2 separate regions of the Homo sapiens genome follow, and region 1 is linked to region 2. A link is a loop called in an ENCODE intact Hi-C map of the cell type or tissue named here. Cell type or tissue: lower leg skin. All regions are shown on one strand. Each heading gives the region's core, and the rest is flanking DNA. Links, peaks and the distances in the headings are about the cores only. Region 1 has its middle 68 kb from the start of LINC00867. Region 2 has its middle 39 kb from the start of EMX2.

Region 1 (8,340 bases), core at 90-8,089, 920 kb after region 2:
CCAACATGACACATGTATACATATGTAACAAACCTGCATGTTGTGCACAAGTACCCTAGAATGTAAAATATAATAAAACAAATTAATTAAATTAAATTAAAAAGGTAAGTGAGAAGTGCTAAACGAACAAGGAGCCTCTCCTATTCCTTTGGTAGTTCACTTATGTTATCTATTCGGTTTGGTGGCAGGATCTAGATTCTCTCTATATTAATAGAACACCAACTGAATAACAACCATCTAATGCACCAGGCATGGGACTGTGGCACCTATTATTATTCCAGGAGCTGGAGACACAGGGGCAAACTGAACAGACGAAGCCTCTGTTCTCAGGACCTGCCTTTTCTACTGTGGGAAGGCTGACAATTAAGCCAGTAAACAATCAGAAGGTGATTGTGTCCACTGGAGAAAACTAAGCAGTGTAACGTGACAAAACAGGCGTCTGCGAACTATGGCCTACAGACAAAGCCAGCCCACTGCCTGTTTTTCTATGGCCCATAAGCTAAGAATGGCTTTTATACTTGAACCCCAACAAGTGGAATGTGTCTTCTCATTCATAGACCTACATTACAAAAAAAATTATGCTTAATTGTCCTATTTTGAGTTTCCTTTTTTTAAAAATTGTGCTAATTTGTTTTCTCTGTTGTCATTTAAGTACTTACATGGTATCGTCAATTTTGCCTCTTGGCCTACTGTGCGTCCCTTTACATAGAAATGTTGCCATCTGCTGTGTTAGAGACCCACAACACTGGTAGAAAATGACCCAAGTCCAGAACTGCGAAGGAAGACCTTTCTGAGCAGGTGACATCAAGGCTGAGACGTGAATGCTACAGGGCATCCTGGGTTCTCGTCCACTTCTGCCAGGGCTACGTAACCTCTGGGTCTCTCTTTCCTTATTTGTAAAATATCTCGGTTGAACTATATCCTCTGCCTTCCCCAAACCGCTATAGCTCCGTTTCTCTGTTGACTGAACATGGCACATCCTTCATCATTATTCATCTTTCATCACACATCTATGCCCATTTCATGAGTATGAAGAAGAAACAGATCAGCAGAAGCGACGTTTCCAATTCTCCACTTTTGCACGCATCATACAGTTTGGCAAGATTCACAGAAGTCCCATAAATGAGAGTTCTACAATTAACCTCCAATACCTTGATGAAGTATGTGGAAGTTTGTCAGAGCACAAGGCCAGATGCCTTACAATTTTCCAAACATTACTAAAAAAACAGCCCACGCTCACTCTGAATTATTGTGGTCTTTCAAAGTATATACAAAGTAATACGCAAGGAGACAAAGCTATTTTACCAGGCAGACAGATATTCCAAATTACTGGTTCTTAACAAGCATGGTAATACATCAGTCAAAAGCAATAAATTTAAACTTAATGAAATCTCAATTTGCCTACAGTGCATTTCACTTTGACATGTTCTATATTGCCACGGTGCTTTGATAAAGTTTTTTAAAATGCAAAGAAAGTGTCTGTAAGGCTAAAGACCAGACTTGGTACCATTGTGGCCAAGGCAACATTACAGTACTTAAATTTCATCACTCTATGCCCCGTGGCAGGCAGAGCCCCGGCGCTAACACAGGTTCAGTTTTCATTATCATCATATGATTACGCATTTTACTGCATTTAACTGATAATACAACTACCAGCTCACCTTAAAAGAATTAGCTTGGAGGTTTCATTGCTTTCCAAATGGAATTCATTTGACAAACAAATGACAATTAGCCTAGTCTCCCTGTTCTGCGTCAGGATGCTTTTTGATTGAACCTAGACCAATTTACAATTTTTAAATGAGTTTAGACATTTACATTTAAAATGTCTACAGGAAATTAGCCCTGGGACATCCAACAGCCAAAATGCTTTTTGAAGTTGATTATTATTTGATCTAGTACCCTCTACCTGTACATTTTGTTCTGACTTCAAAGTTCGGGAATGTAAATGCCACCTCACCTCAAAGCACAGGGAGAAACTTAAAAGCGGTTTTGCTCATTATGTTATGCAAAGGAGCCCATATTTTAATATTCGTTTAATATGGTTAGTTAGCTTTAATGACACCAGTGTGACAGTGTCATAGTTTTGGAATCTGAAAGCGCTGATTGAAGTTTCCGGCCGCTGCCTCTATTTTTCTGCACAGAAAGGAATCTTGCCCTTTGAAAGACAGATCAGCTCCTGGCTGCGTCCATTCTGGCGAGGGCTAAACGTAATAACTTTGAGATGAAGAGTTCACCTGCCTCAGTGAAGAAAGCACAAATCATGATATCAGGGGCTACAGAGACACTTGACTGTCAGATTCCAATTCTGTGTGTTTTCTAAGTGCAAGCCCTTTGCCCACCGCTGCTGAGGAAGCTGCTAGTAATTCCATTATAAACATGCAGTGCTGATAACCCAGCCACAGAAACTGGTATTGCCCTGAAATTAAGCCCACTGATTTCTAGCCGAGAGCATATTTTATTTATTTATTATTGTTTTTGTAGCTACATTATTGTCAAAATGAGAAAACAACAGCCTTTTTCTCATTCCGTGTTGTACAACTGCAAAAATTAAATATGGTGAGGGGAAAGCTTGCAAAATGTTCTATTGCACCCATCACCCTGTTCTGAAGGCCTGGTAATCAGTGTTATCCACAATATATTCAAAGGAACGCTCTGGAAGAAAGGGCATGTGACACAGGGCTGAGGAGTCGGCGAGTCCCTATCTGCATGGAGTTATCATGGCTTTCACAGGTCATCCCTGAGAGCTCACCAGAATATTTTGAATTTCTAGTTTTGTCTCACACTATAGGACACACACCACATGTTTTCAAAATAACTTTGAGTTCAAAAGAGTTCCCTAAGATAACACTGTATAACCCCAGCACAGAATTAATGGTTTTGAAGACTGTTTTCTGTGAAGGTAGCAGAGGCTGACTTCAGTAATCCTGGCCCTCCGGAGTGCTCACAACAGTATCATGAGGCAAGAATGCCTGGAGAGGGAGACGTCACAGATCTAAGAATGGCAGCGGAGGGCGCCATGTTTGGTCTCCTTGGGAGAATTGGTCTGAATCCCCTGATCTCACCACCACTTATTGTGAAAATAGTGATAAAATAAAAAAATTAAAAAAAGTCTTTTCATCCATTTTATTGCTGAAGAGATTAGACGTCCTCTAAACTGTGTGATTTCGCATCAGCATCCTTTCACCCTGCTGCACTCCAACCTCATTTTCCTTAATGAAAATGGAATCCAGGTCTCCGCCAAAGTGTCCTTGGAGTCAACTCTGTTTTGATTCTAAATGTAACACACAAGCACCACATTTTCTCACGCACACATTGTCCCGAGTAGAGACACGCCAATTCTTTCTATCAAGGGCTTCTCATTGTCTATTTTTATTCCAGTAGAAACAGTACCCTTTCTTCCTGTGCTAACACCCTGGCGGCAACCATCTTGCACAGCATCCTCAGCCGGTGGCTTTGAAGTCTCCAGAGTTGCCTAAGAGCCCGGGCTGCACAGCTGGAAACCTGGAGGTTTTTGCTACCTCGTCCGCCCTCTGCTGGATGGACCGACGTCTGCTTACGAAGTGGCCCACAAACAGCCGAAAGGTTTCCCCTTAAGATGGATGGGTTTGTCACTAAGCCACGGGAAATCATTTTGGGATTTTATAAAATAAATTTTTCTTTTTTTTCAGAGATTTTTAGAAATACACTTTCTTCTCTCCAGATATACAGGTGTACCAGTTTATTCTGCCTATGTGTTTGGAAAAAAACAGAGAATTTGTCAGTGAAAACCATGAAGGATTCTAACATCTCTCTCTGACAATCAAATGCTATATGTGCCCCTGCCCTGGCACTAATGACCTGGCAACAAGGAAATAAAATAATGCTAAATCAGAATAATTATTCTAATATTCTCACAACACGAAGAAGCAGAATATGATGAGGGTTAAGACCGTGAAAACAGACTGCCTGGGTATAAACACTTCTCTGACTGTTATTAACTCTGAGACCTTGCACAAGTTAAATAACCTCTCCAAGCTTGAGCTTCCTCTTCTGTAATATGAAGTTATAATACTATTTGTCTCCTGTGGTTGTTATAGTTAACATATATATATATATATATATATACACACACACACACACACTCAGAGTTATATCTGTATACATATATAACTGTATTTATATATAGTTAACATATATAACTGTATATATATGGGTTAACTATATATAAAACTGTATACATAGTTAACAAAGATAAGTGTATTTATATATAGTTAACATATATAACTATTTATATATGTTAACATATATAAAACTGTATATATGAATGTTTATATGTTTTATATGAATGTTTATATGAACTGTATATATGAATGTTTTATATGTTAACATATATAAAACTATATATGAATAGGTTAACTATATGGTAACTATATATGTGTGTTATATATACAACACACATATATATTATATTAATATATAAACTATAATATAATTATAGTTATATAACTATAATATTAACTATAATATATATTGACTATAATTAATATTATAGTCAATATATATTAATATAATTAATATATATGTGTGTTGTATATATAACACACACATATATAGTTTATATATATATTATATGGATTGTTATGATTAGCCCTATATATAGTTATACATATACTCTATATATATTATAATACTATTTGTCTCCCAAGGTTGTTATAGTTAACCCATATAAGACCAATAGTATTATAAATTCTGATTCTTGAGAAAAGGGGCTAGCTTTGCAGGAATTATTGATATCTTCCTTGTTGGCCTTCATAAAAGAAGGCTAATAGTTAAAATAGTTTTTATGTAGTAGACACACATTAACATGGAGACTACTTATTCATCTACTCAACAAATATTTAATGTGCCCCCACCCTACAGATCAGAGGCTGAGTAGAGAAGATGCAGATATAAATAAGACAGACATGGTCTCTACAATGTGGAGCTTGCAGACTGACGGGGAAAACACAGTAAACAAGCAATTAAAGGTGAAGAATGGTCTAAAATGACCATATAAAATGCAAAACCTCACCTGGAATTCCCACTTCCTAATTTTACAAAAGATTCCTTTGTATGGAGAGATCTCTGTGCTGGAAAATGTCACAATCTAAAAGAATGACAGAAGAGATATAAAGTCCTCATTATCCAGGGTCCAGAGACTTTGTATTTAGGAAAATCCACAAATAGAAAGGATATAATTGCCCACAAAAAATAACATAGGAGTTGCAGTGCCAATTCAGTAATACACAGAGCAAAACATCACATCCTTATGCTCAAAGTTTCATCTTTATGAAATAGAAAATGCATTTTCTATTTCATACAGTGCTCGATAAAACTCCACGCCACAGCGGTGCAGAATATTCTTGAAGGGTTCTCAGAATTAAAGTGGGTTCGTAGGTACTAACTCAAACACTCTTAAGGGTTGCTGAAGAGCAACTCGGGATATTGCAGATATGCCAGAAGATATTTTTTCTCTGTTAAAAAGTGGAGCATCTGTAGGTATAAGATACAGATATACACAGTGTATACTGTATATAATGAATCTTCTCTCTTATCCAATTTCCCAAATAGCTGAAGTGATATAAGAGGGAAATAACTACATCTTGTTCATCAGGCCACGATAAATCATATCTCTATGAAACTTCAAGTTAAATTATTATTGGAATCTACTGTATACTGGATTCCATCTTTCTTTAATGAATTTCCATGGAGGAAAACAACCTGAGGTTAATTCACAGGTCACAGAACAAGCCCATGATGATGGCCTGTTCTTCATCACTGTGTGTGAAACTATTTTTAGTAACCTACCTTCTACTCCTTTTTATTGCAAATTGATAACTTATAATTGTATAGATTTATGGGGTACAAAATGATGTTATGATTTATGAATACAATGTGGAATTAAATCAAGCTAGTTCACATACCCATCACCTCAAATACTTAACACTTTTTGTGGTGAGAACATTTGAAATATACTCTTTTAGCAATTTTAAAATGTACAATACTCTCTTATTAACTATATTCACCACACTGTGCAATAGAACTAAAAAGAACACTATATTCCTCCTGTCTGAGATTTTGTAGCCTCCAACCATTATCTCCCCTTTCCTCTCACTCCCCAGCCTCTGTAACCACCATTCTACTCTGTGCTTCTATGAATTCAATTGTTTTCAATTTTACCTATAAATGAGAACATGAAGTATTTGTCTTCCAGTGCTTGGCTTATTCCAGTTAGCATAAGGCTCTCCAAATGCTGTTGCAAATGTCAGAATTCCCTTCTTTTTTAAGGCTAAATAGTATTCCATTGTGTATACATACCACATGCTCTTTATTCATTCATCTGCTGTGGACACGGGTTGATTCTATAACTTGGCTATTGTGACTAGTGCTGCAGAGGCCATGGGAGTGCAGACACTTCTTTGACAAGCTGACTTCAAATCTTTTGGGAAAATACCCAGAACTGGGATTACTGGATCATATGGTAATTCTATTTTTAGTTTCTTTTTTAGGAGCCTCCATACAGTTTTTCAAAATTGCTGTACTTAAACTCTTGTTGCTTTTTCTCACTCCCTTAATCTTTTTTCTCAGTAACTAATCATGCTCAAGTCAAAGTTATAAACATACAGTCAAGTAGAGATGAGACATATGAGAATATTATTGCTCAAATATTTAAATTGTCAGATTAAATGATCCAGATGAATATATTTATTTGTATACAAAAGTTATATATACATGTATATTCACATATGTGTATATATATAGTAAACACACATACAACATATCTGTAGATGCACGTTCATGAGCACACACACACATACTTATCCCACAGAAAGCAAACTACCCATGTACCAACTGGACCCACAATGATTGGCTCAAGATTATTATCTTCGTTATAAACGTGGTAAAATGAGCAAACTCCACTTAAGAAACAAGCTGCTGTTCTTCACATTTATAAGTCACAGTCTGAGGGATCTTAGAGTCTAAGATCTCATAATTAAGGGGTGCTGATCCCCAAGGTAACTTGACATTTGCAGAAAAATATTGAATCTTTTTTGCAATGTATTAAATTTTGATTACATTGACTAGTCTCTAATGATTCCTTGTAGTTAGATAGTTTGCTGGTTGGTACCCTTCCCTGGAAACCAGTAGGTTTCTTCATCCACATGCATAAATTACATTTGGTGATGTTGTAGCAGAGATTAGTAGAGCTTTGGTTTGGTAAAACTAATTCTTAAGCATAGATAAAGAGCCATTCCATTCACTTGGGAAAGATCTGCAATGAAAGTCACCATTCATGGGTCCAGAGCCATCTCCTCTCAGTGTGGCCACGGGTTCCCATTCTCAAGGCGGAGTGAAAGTGAGACCGAGGAACTCTCACTTGACAAACGCTTTTTCATGTGAAATAACATGAACTCCTTTTCCCCCTAGACTAAGTTGTGTCAGATCATTGTCTCTTCCGCAGTACAGGAAGAGAAGCTAATCTATAAAACAATGAGACTTCACTCTGGATGCCAAAATCTGCAATTACATTGTACGGAGGGGCTTCATGAATAATTCCTGGGGTATGATCTGACATTAATCTGGAAGTTAATACAGAGCTGGGGCATTGCCAGCATAAAGCTGACTGATTTCTTTATAACAGAGCACTTTCAAGGTGAGGATACAGCCTTTTCTCTAAGTTACACTCTCCATCCAAGCTGAGCACTAAGCTATCATCTTTACGTCTTCTGTTTCCTCCTCTGAGTTGGATGTCTGGGTATTGGCAACACAGTACCATCTTAGAAAAAAAAGGCACTTCAATTAGGCAAGACAGCTCCAAGATTTTAGCTATTTCTCACATATTAGTTAGTTTTAAATGGCCTTGTAAGAAAATACCCTAGTGTGGTATAACTGTACATGTGACACTGTTCCTGGCCAAGCCTTTGACCAAGGTCCCAGTTTGCTCTCAGAACTGGTCCCTTACTAAGGCCTAGGGAAAATAATCTCAGAAAATCTCCTTTAGGAGTTATTGATGGATCAATGTTGGTATCACCTCTTGAAGTAAATCAGAATTATGATGAATCTTTTCTGATGATCTTTTCTTAGTTAACATGTTTCTTGATTCAAATGCATGTTTATAGGGTACATATGTTCAGCATTGTAACAGAAATTTTGATAAATTATTAAAAGAAAAAAAAAACCTAACCAATCAACAACAACATGTTTTCTGCCCCGGGGGATCTTCCTATCCAGCTAAAGAAAAATGAGTAGAACAGATAATAATGTTTAGAGAAAGAAGTGGTGAGTGGAATGGAATGCTGGGAGAAAGCATTTTGCCGAGGA
Region 2 (8,340 bases), core at 7-8,006:
GGCTGGGAGATGGGAGCCAGCGTCTGCTTGGGTTCTCCTGACAGCAGTGGTCACTGGGGCTCATGGAGAGTGACAAATGCAGGTGGGGTAGCTCAGACACAGGGCTCTGGGCTCTCCAGTGGGTCTGGGGGTGGCAGAGGCCCCTCTAACTCTCCCGTCACTCCCAGCTCCCAGGCAGTTCCATCCTTTTTATTTTTTCTGGAAGGCAGAGGTTGATGGCAAGAGCTCTGCATTCAGCCTGCCTTTGTTCACATTCCAGCTCTGCCACATCCTGTGTGGCTTTGGTGAGTGACCCAACCTCTCTCTGCATTGGTGTCCTCCTCTATGAGTGGGGTGGTAACTCCTTCTCCGGGTTTTCTGAGGAATAAATGAGGCAATAAACAGGAGACTCAGCATCAGACCAGGGTATCATTATTATATTTTACAGGGAGAGACCTGGTTCCCAGTACTTTGGCTTGTCCAGAATAGAGGCATCTTTTTTTCCCCAATCAATGTTATAGTTAAAAAATACAATATGAATAAAATCTATGCTGATAGAGAACAATCTCCGAGATGTACTCTGAAGTGAAAAAAGCAAAGTGCAGAATAGTGTACAATATAGGCCAACGTGGAGCATGGATGTGTGACCTGTGTTTGGGATGGCACAAAAGTTACTGGTAATGGGTGACTGGGAAGGGGAGCCGGGGACAGCGGTGCGAGAGAGCTTGACTTTTCATTCTCTAGCCCCTTGTAATATTCCCATTTTACCAGGAGTATGTATTCCTGCTTTTTTTTTTTCATTTTGAACGTGAATTAATTTTTTCAGTAAAAAAAAAAACTAATTCAAATATCCTTCCCTACCCCCACCAATGATAAATGGTCATTGTAAAAAATTTCCCAGTTCTGAAGAGAGAGCCTGAAAATGCTGTACCATTTCATTGCTGGGTGTTAGAGGATCCAGGGTCCCTGCCTGGGAAGTTGGTTTGCTCCGAAATTCGTTTTCCATGTATCACCACTTAAGCATCTGTCAGGGTTTAACTTGGGCGAGAGGAAAGCACCCAGCAAACACAGCACCACAGCATTTCTCTCTCACACGTGCACGCATGCACACACACACACAACCTAAGGACTACACATGCAACCCTCAACAACCAAACCACTTCATACCCACATACTAACAAATGAGCCACTTCACCTATCCACATCCAATCCCAAAAGCCCTTTACACCTACAAACGCACAACGCCCACCCCAACAACCAAGCACTCCACACACCACAACAACCTTTACACACATGCACCCAATGACCAAAGTACTTTACACATGCAACCCAGAAATCAGAAGGGCTTCACACATCTGCCCAATAAGCAAAGCACTTAATATACACACGCACAGAGCTTTACACACATACACACCCCAACCAAAGGGTCCACACACATACTCCAACACCCAAAACACTTCGCACACACACCCACATGCACACCCAAACAGCTTTACTCCTTCAACCAAAGTGCATCATACACAGTCCCCAACAACCAAAATATTTTACCCCCATGCACCCCGACAGCCAAAGCTCTCCTTACAGACCCCCCTTCAAAAGCCCCAAAGTGCTTCAATTGGTTTGATGCAGCGGCAGATACTTGAACACCAAGACATTAGAATGCAACTTTCTTTTCAGATTAATGAGCAGAAAAAGATTGGAGGAGGGAGGGAGTGAGAATGGCGGGAGAGAGCAATTACACCCAAATCTTTTCTCTGTTGATTAGGGATTCCTTCTCTAGCCTGCTTTGGCTCCAGCTAAATCTTTTTCTAATGAGATGTGGCTTATCCAGATCAAGGCGCTGAGAAAAAAAGTTGCAATTAACTTTAAGAAGAAAAAGAGTGAGTGAGAAAAGGAAGGAAGAGTGGAGGGGGCGGCCAGGGGTTGAGGATGGGGGCAGGGCCAGGGGCCTGGGCGGGCAGGCTGGGAGGAGCCCAGGGTCTGGAGCAGGCTCCCAGCAGGTGGAGAGGCGCAGGCCCGGCTGTGGTTCTGGAGTTTAGGGAACGGCCCTGTGATGCCTCTGCCAACCTGAGTCAGGCCTCGTGGCCACTTCAGGCTCAAATCAAGGTTTGGGAATGGCGAGTGCCCTCGGGTTTGGGCTTTCCCGGCTCTGCACCCCCATCCCTGGCAATGGCCTCTCTCCCTTCTGTCTGCCTGCCCTCTGGAGGACATGGGCCCTCCACTGTCCACCCAGAACCTCAGGTGGTGTCCGGTCAGCACTGACTCTGCTCTTGGGAGCTGGTGGGTTCAGCAGTCCTCCAGCGGCCAGGAGCCATGGGCTTGACATGTGCCTCAGCACTGATGGCTGCTGCTGAGGTCCCCCTGACTTGCCCCACTCTTTCCATCTGGGAGTAAGGTCTTGAGTTATTTTCATGTGAGCCACTTAGAAGGGTGGACAGGGCCTAGGACTGAAGGAGACACTTCATGTCGAGATGCTAAAAACACCTCAAGATCCTAGAACTGACACAGATTGACCTTTCTGTGCTTCTCTCTGGATAAAATCAAGCTAGACCTAGCTACAGCTGATGAATGGTCACTTCCTCTCTCTGATGCTCAGTTTCTTCACCTGTTCGGAAAACTAAAGAAGTGGGGCAGTGGATCTCCAGAGTCTCTGCCAACCTGACACCCCCAGATTCAACAGAAGGCACAGACGCAGACTCCACGTGTCCTGATTTGAGTACTCATGGTTCCCTCCCCGACTCCCAAGCTCTGCTTGGCACATTCGTGGGACACTTACACCTTCCTGAAAGTTGTTATCTGTGCAGAGATTGGTTTTTGCCCTATTTGGCAAGAAATATCCAGCAATGCCTGAAGGCAGCTTTCACAAATCTTGAGGTCTCTAACCTGGCGCTTGTGGTGGGGTCTCGGCTAATAACTCAACATCTGTATGCCAGCCGAGCTGGGGACCCTGAGCCTGGATCAGATGGAGTTAGAATGGGTGGGGTGGATGGCGGGGGGTGCAGGAGTGGGCTGCAGTCTCCCTTCTCTTTGGTCACACACAGACACACACAGCCAGGTATGCAGAAGGGGTCTGGGCAGATTGTTTAAAGCTGAAGTCCTTTATTTTCCTACTGACAGCATTTCCTTTTCCCATTCTATGGATCTCCCAGTGCAAATTAAAAGGGATTTTGATGGCACGCTGGTGACTCCGTGGGAAAAAGTGAATCTGGGTCTCTGCAACTTGCTTGGCTTCCAAAGAAGCAGGGCCCTTGCATGTTGGTGGCCACCCACACACGTGGGCTTCCTCATGGGATGTTTGGGTGACCCCTTGCCAAATAAGCCATGGAGATGACCCCAGGCCTGGGCACAGATGAGCTGGGCCCGTCTTTCCTGTGTCTAAGTTCTAGAGAGGTCACACAAGTCCCCACCTCCAAGCCCCAAGAATTTCTTTTGAGCCTGGTTCCCGGGTCCCCAGCCAGCCCTCCCTTCTGTCCCTGCCCTCCACACTGTTAGCTGCTGGAGACAATCTGGGCTTTCTCCTGTCTCTCTCTGGCTGTCGCCAATGTAATAAGCATATGTGCTAGAAATCCTAGCTGCAGTGCTAAGTTAGAAATTCTTCTTAAACATATAGCAAGGTCAGATGAAGGGAAAAAAAATAGAAAACAAAACACAAAACCCCGAAACAGAAATTGGACACAGGAGGGCAGATGCAGACTGAACAGGAAGTGCTGGCCCGAGGCTAAATGAAACAGCTGTCACCATTGTTCTGGACTAAAAACTGCCTTTGCAAACTCCATGCGGTCCAGGCTCAGAAAGCAGATGTTAATAATTACAGCACATGAAACGAAGGGCACAGGATTAGGCAAGTGACGAAAAAGAAATGGTACCAGTAGATTTATAACTCGCCTAGGCAAATCTGCTTGCTGGTGTGGGGGGTGGGCTGGGCGGCTTCCCTGCAGAGGCCCCTCCTCAACCCCCTTCCTAGTTTGGCATTTTGGCTTCCGGGATGATCTCAGAATTTGGGGATTGTTTTATGGTGGGGGGCCATGGAGACCCATTCAAGCTGCCTTTCCCGGGACCCCATGCCTGCAGGGCCATAGCCGGTTGCCTCTGACCTACAGGAAAAAGGATAAAACCCCTAATGCTCAGCCCAGGTACCAAAAGGGGATCTGTGGGCAGAAAATAGTTGGATGGGTTCCTGAAAGCAGGGACTCATGTGGACACAAAGCTGGGCAGCCATTCTTGGAGCTCTTGCTTTTACCAAAGAGTTCATGTCTAAAATCCAGGAGCTCAAGTTCTTTGCAGCAGAAATTGATTCGCACTTTAAAATCAGCCAGCCCCTAGCGTCTTGGCAAGGGAGCTCGGGTAGAATGTTGGGACACTTGAAGAAAGTAAGCAAGGCGAGTTTCTTGGGCTAATTACATAAGTAGAAAAGGCAGAGTCTTCACATGTTTTCTGAACATTCCTCGGTGCTTTTCCATGTGAGCCAGAGTTGTAAAAAACAAAACAAAACAACACACTCACATCTACAAAAATTCCTGCCATCCCACCACCCCCTAGAAAGGACGTTTCTAGGAAAGGTTAGGAAGAAGGTAAAGCATGTGTTTGGCATCTTTAGGCCTGATATGGAAACCATATGCTTATATACACTAGCAAACATACTTAATATAACACTCTCTTTTATTAAATGTGGTTTTATAAACGCTCTCCCCAGCCAGGGCACCTTCCCCATGCTGGAGGCTGGAACTTGGCAAAATAATCTTCCCGCTGTTACATCTATGGATACACATTTTTTGAAAATGAGTCTCGGACCCTTGGAAAATAGACTGGTTCTGATTATTATTGCAAGAGGGAAGGGGCACACGAGGGCATCTTTTTTCCTCTGATAAATTAAAAGAACTGTAACGGGTGCTTTCTGCAACCTGTAAAAGGGCAGAGCCATCTGTAATTCATTTAGCAGCTCCTTATAGAAGATTTATTTGATTAATTCAGTCAGAAGAGAGAGTATGGATTTTCCCCTTCTCTGAAAGGCACATATACACTCACACATGCACACATGCACCCACCCATGGGTAGACATCTCAGGAATGAAAAATTACTAATCGTATTATTGGAACTGGTGAACGCGGGGCCTCAGTGGTGAGATAGCAAGCTCCCGCCCTGCCGATGGGAGGGCCGGTTTCAGAAGAGATTTAATATCCTCAGGCCCAGTGCCACCAAAGAGTGAGCCCAGAGGATAATACCGTGAACTACTGGATCGCTTTGCTTAGGCATTGATTACTGAGTGCCAGGCACTGTGTTGAGCATTTTGAATGCATTATCTCATTACATCATCACAATGACCCTTGCGGGAGGTACTGTCGCCATCACCACTTTATAGACTGGGAGACGGCCCCATTCCCAGCAGCCCTCAGCTCAAAATTCTTTTCACTTTTTCCAGCGGAATTTTGCTTTCTCAGTCCTCCGTGCCTACAGCAGACAGATGGAGGCCACGCCTTACATTTATCTAGTGGTGGGTGATCTTGGAAGGGGTTATCCACATTGGCTATGCTTTATCCCTGTAGGTTTCAGTTCAGTGCTGATTAGAGAAACACTCTCCTTTAGGCTTATCTCTAGTCTCAAGGAAAGCTCTGGCCTCCTCTGGCCTTGGTTGCCTCTAACTTACGTGACCCAACCCTATAAGCAATCATCTCTAGACCACTGTCAATTCCTGGTCGGGGGAGGTGGCAACAGCCCCTGAGAGAGGTCTTTGCAAAGGGCAAAGAAAACAGTACAGGTGAGAGGAATCATAAAAGCACACAAGATCTGAGCCAAAGAAGACTATGGATGTCAATGTCAAGAGTGGCAAATATATGGTAAGTAAATGTGTCACTGCTCTCTTTCCCTTCCTCACAGCAGACATTGCTAATTGATCCCAGCTCTCTCTTCTACTAAGCCTCAAAATCCTCAATACAGAACTCTACGCAGCCTCTACCAATAGATTAGAATTAGCAAAAATAGTTGAAAGCAGTTTGCAGTCCCTTTCAGTTGAATGTTTCATTTTGTGGAGGGAGAAACAGGGGCCCAGATAGAATAAGTCAGCTACAAAAGCAGTCAGAGAAGGTCAGTACCCAGCCTCAGATCTCTGGCTTTCTCTGCCCGGTATTTTCAGCATCCACACCAGTGGGGCTGGTCCAAGCCAGGGTGCAGTGGATCAGAAACCTCTCTATTTTGCTGGGTCTCTGCTGTCACCCCCTCCCTGCAATAGAACGTCACCGAAGCTGCTCTGCAGACAGGATAAAAGGCATCCTTTTGAAGGCGGCAGAAAATTGAAATCTTTGTGACTTTAACATAATTAACCCCAAACCAGGATGGAGTGGGGCAGCCTGAGCCCATGATCTGTTACAATCCAGGGTCTAAGATTCTAGAAAGAAGTAGAAGTTTTCATTTTGGAAATACTGGCATCAGTAGACACTCCTCATTCTCTCACTGGCTGGACCACAGGAAATGCCTAGATCAAAGGCAACCAGGACTCAATAGGCTTAAGGTATTGAGGGCTTGTCTCGGCTGCAGGGCTCTCACCCCGGCCCTCAGACTTTTCAGCTGGGCGGAATTTCTCTGTGGAAAGAATAACAGGATTTTGTGAAAGGAAGAAGGAGGCTTCAAGTTCAGAAGTTCCCTCCAGAGCTCTTTCCTGCTGCTCCCTTGCTAGGACCTAATCTTCAATGTTTCTCAGCCTGACGTAGCTCAAGGGGGATTTTGTGGCTCACTACTTAGTTCTGTTGAATATCTGATTGGTGGAGAAAAGCTTTTCCATAGAAGAATAAGACTGAGTACCAGGACTTAGGTTCAGAGAATCAGAGGGTGAGTCTGAAATCCAACATATTTTGAAGGGAGGCAGTCATGGCCCTTTCAGTATGAAAAGCGTTTTCACTATCCCATTGGCAGGGGTGCCTGTGGGGTCTTTAGGGGGCCTGCTTAAAGAATAGACAAGTATCGTGTGCAACTTGCCTCTCAGCCCTGGGGTTGATCCTGGTACTCCTGCTATTTTTGAGGAGGCTTGAAAACACTTTGTTTAAACCTTCCTTCTACAATCCTGTGTATACTATGAATTTCCATTATCTAAAAAGAAAATTTTGCTAACTGAATCAAACTCTAGCCCAGCCCAACTTCTTGAAAAGATCACAAATATTGGACGAGTGAGGTCCCAGATACTGAGGATTTTACAGGGCCCAAATACTGCCCCTTGAGGGGGTTTGTTGACCAACATCATTTGTTGAAAGAAGATGCTTATATTACAGAAGTGGTTTTCCAGAATGTTCCTGAGTGGGTGATTGGACAGTCCAGAGAAGGAGCCAAGTTGCGGGTCAGGTAATGAAGAGAGGAGGTCCTCTGTGTGCCTTTTTTTTTTTTTTGATGGAGTCTGGCTCTGTCACCCAGGCTGGAGTGCAGTGTCATAATCTTAGCCCACTGCAATCTCCCCCTTCCAGGTTCAAGTGATTCTCCTGCCTCAGCCTCCTGAGTAGCTGGGATTACAGGCACCCATCACCACAACTGGCTAATTTTTTTTGTGTTTTTAGTAGAGACACGGTTTTGCCATGTTGGCCAGGCTAGTCTCGAACTCCTGACCTCGGGTCATCCACCCACCTCGGCCTCCCACAGTGCTGGGATTACAGGTGGGAGCCACCATGCCTCGCCCCTCCCTGTGCCATTTCTGATTCCACTTACGGATAAACGAGCAGGCTGAGGTGCATATGCATTACCCTGAAGACACAACTCAAAAGAGGACTGTGTGCCTCTGGGAATTACACTCAGTGGCCAACCAGATCTTCACTAGATGTGTGATTTTGGACAAGTTAGATAACATCTCCTATTTCCTTCTCTGTAAAATAGCAGTAACAAAAAGCACCTAACTCACAAGGTTGTTGTGAGGATTCAATGAGATAAAGCACTTAGAACAGGGACTGGCACAAAGTACCAAGAAAATATTATCTCCACAATCTCCATCAGCTGATGAATGGATGAAGAAAATGTGGTCTATCAATGAGATGGAATATTATTCACCCATAAAAATAAATGAAGCGCTGATACACAGTACCATGTGGACGAACGTGGAAGACATTACGTTGAATGAAAGAAGCCAGACACATAGGCCATCTATTGTATGATTTCATTTATATGAAATATCTAGAATAGGCAAATCTACAGAGACAAAAAGCAGAATCATGATTTCTTAGGGCTGGTAGGGGTGGGAGGACGGGGAAGTAACAGCTAAAGGGTATGGGATTTCTTTTTGAGATGAGGGAAATGTTCGAAAATGGACTGTGGCGATGGTGGCACATATCTGTGAATATACTCAAAACCATTCCATTATATACACTTTGAATGACTTGTATGGGATGT

What was found. Peaks named below come from ENCODE experiments on the same cell type or tissue, not always from the same donor. Only the 100,000 strongest peaks of a DNase experiment are listed, where the experiment ranks them.
Region 1: it touches region 2 in a loop (4-fold over the local background); 50 of 110 quality-filtered maps call a loop at or near these places.

What each region holds. Positions count from the first base shown.
Region 1 is chr10:118,420,510-118,428,849 of GRCh38, forward strand. No RefSeq gene overlaps it. Among named protein-coding and RNA genes, the nearest start is that of LINC00867, 68 kb to the left of the region's middle. In lower leg skin, for the core only: no CTCF peak of the experiment used is centred there; a DNase peak (open chromatin) is centred at 3,502.
Region 2 is chr10:117,499,658-117,507,997 of GRCh38, forward strand. It overlaps EMX2OS. Among named protein-coding and RNA genes, the nearest start is that of EMX2, 39 kb to the right of the region's middle. In lower leg skin, for the core only: no CTCF peak of the experiment used is centred there; DNase peaks (open chromatin) are centred at 2,234, 2,964, 3,744, 5,154 and 2 weaker places.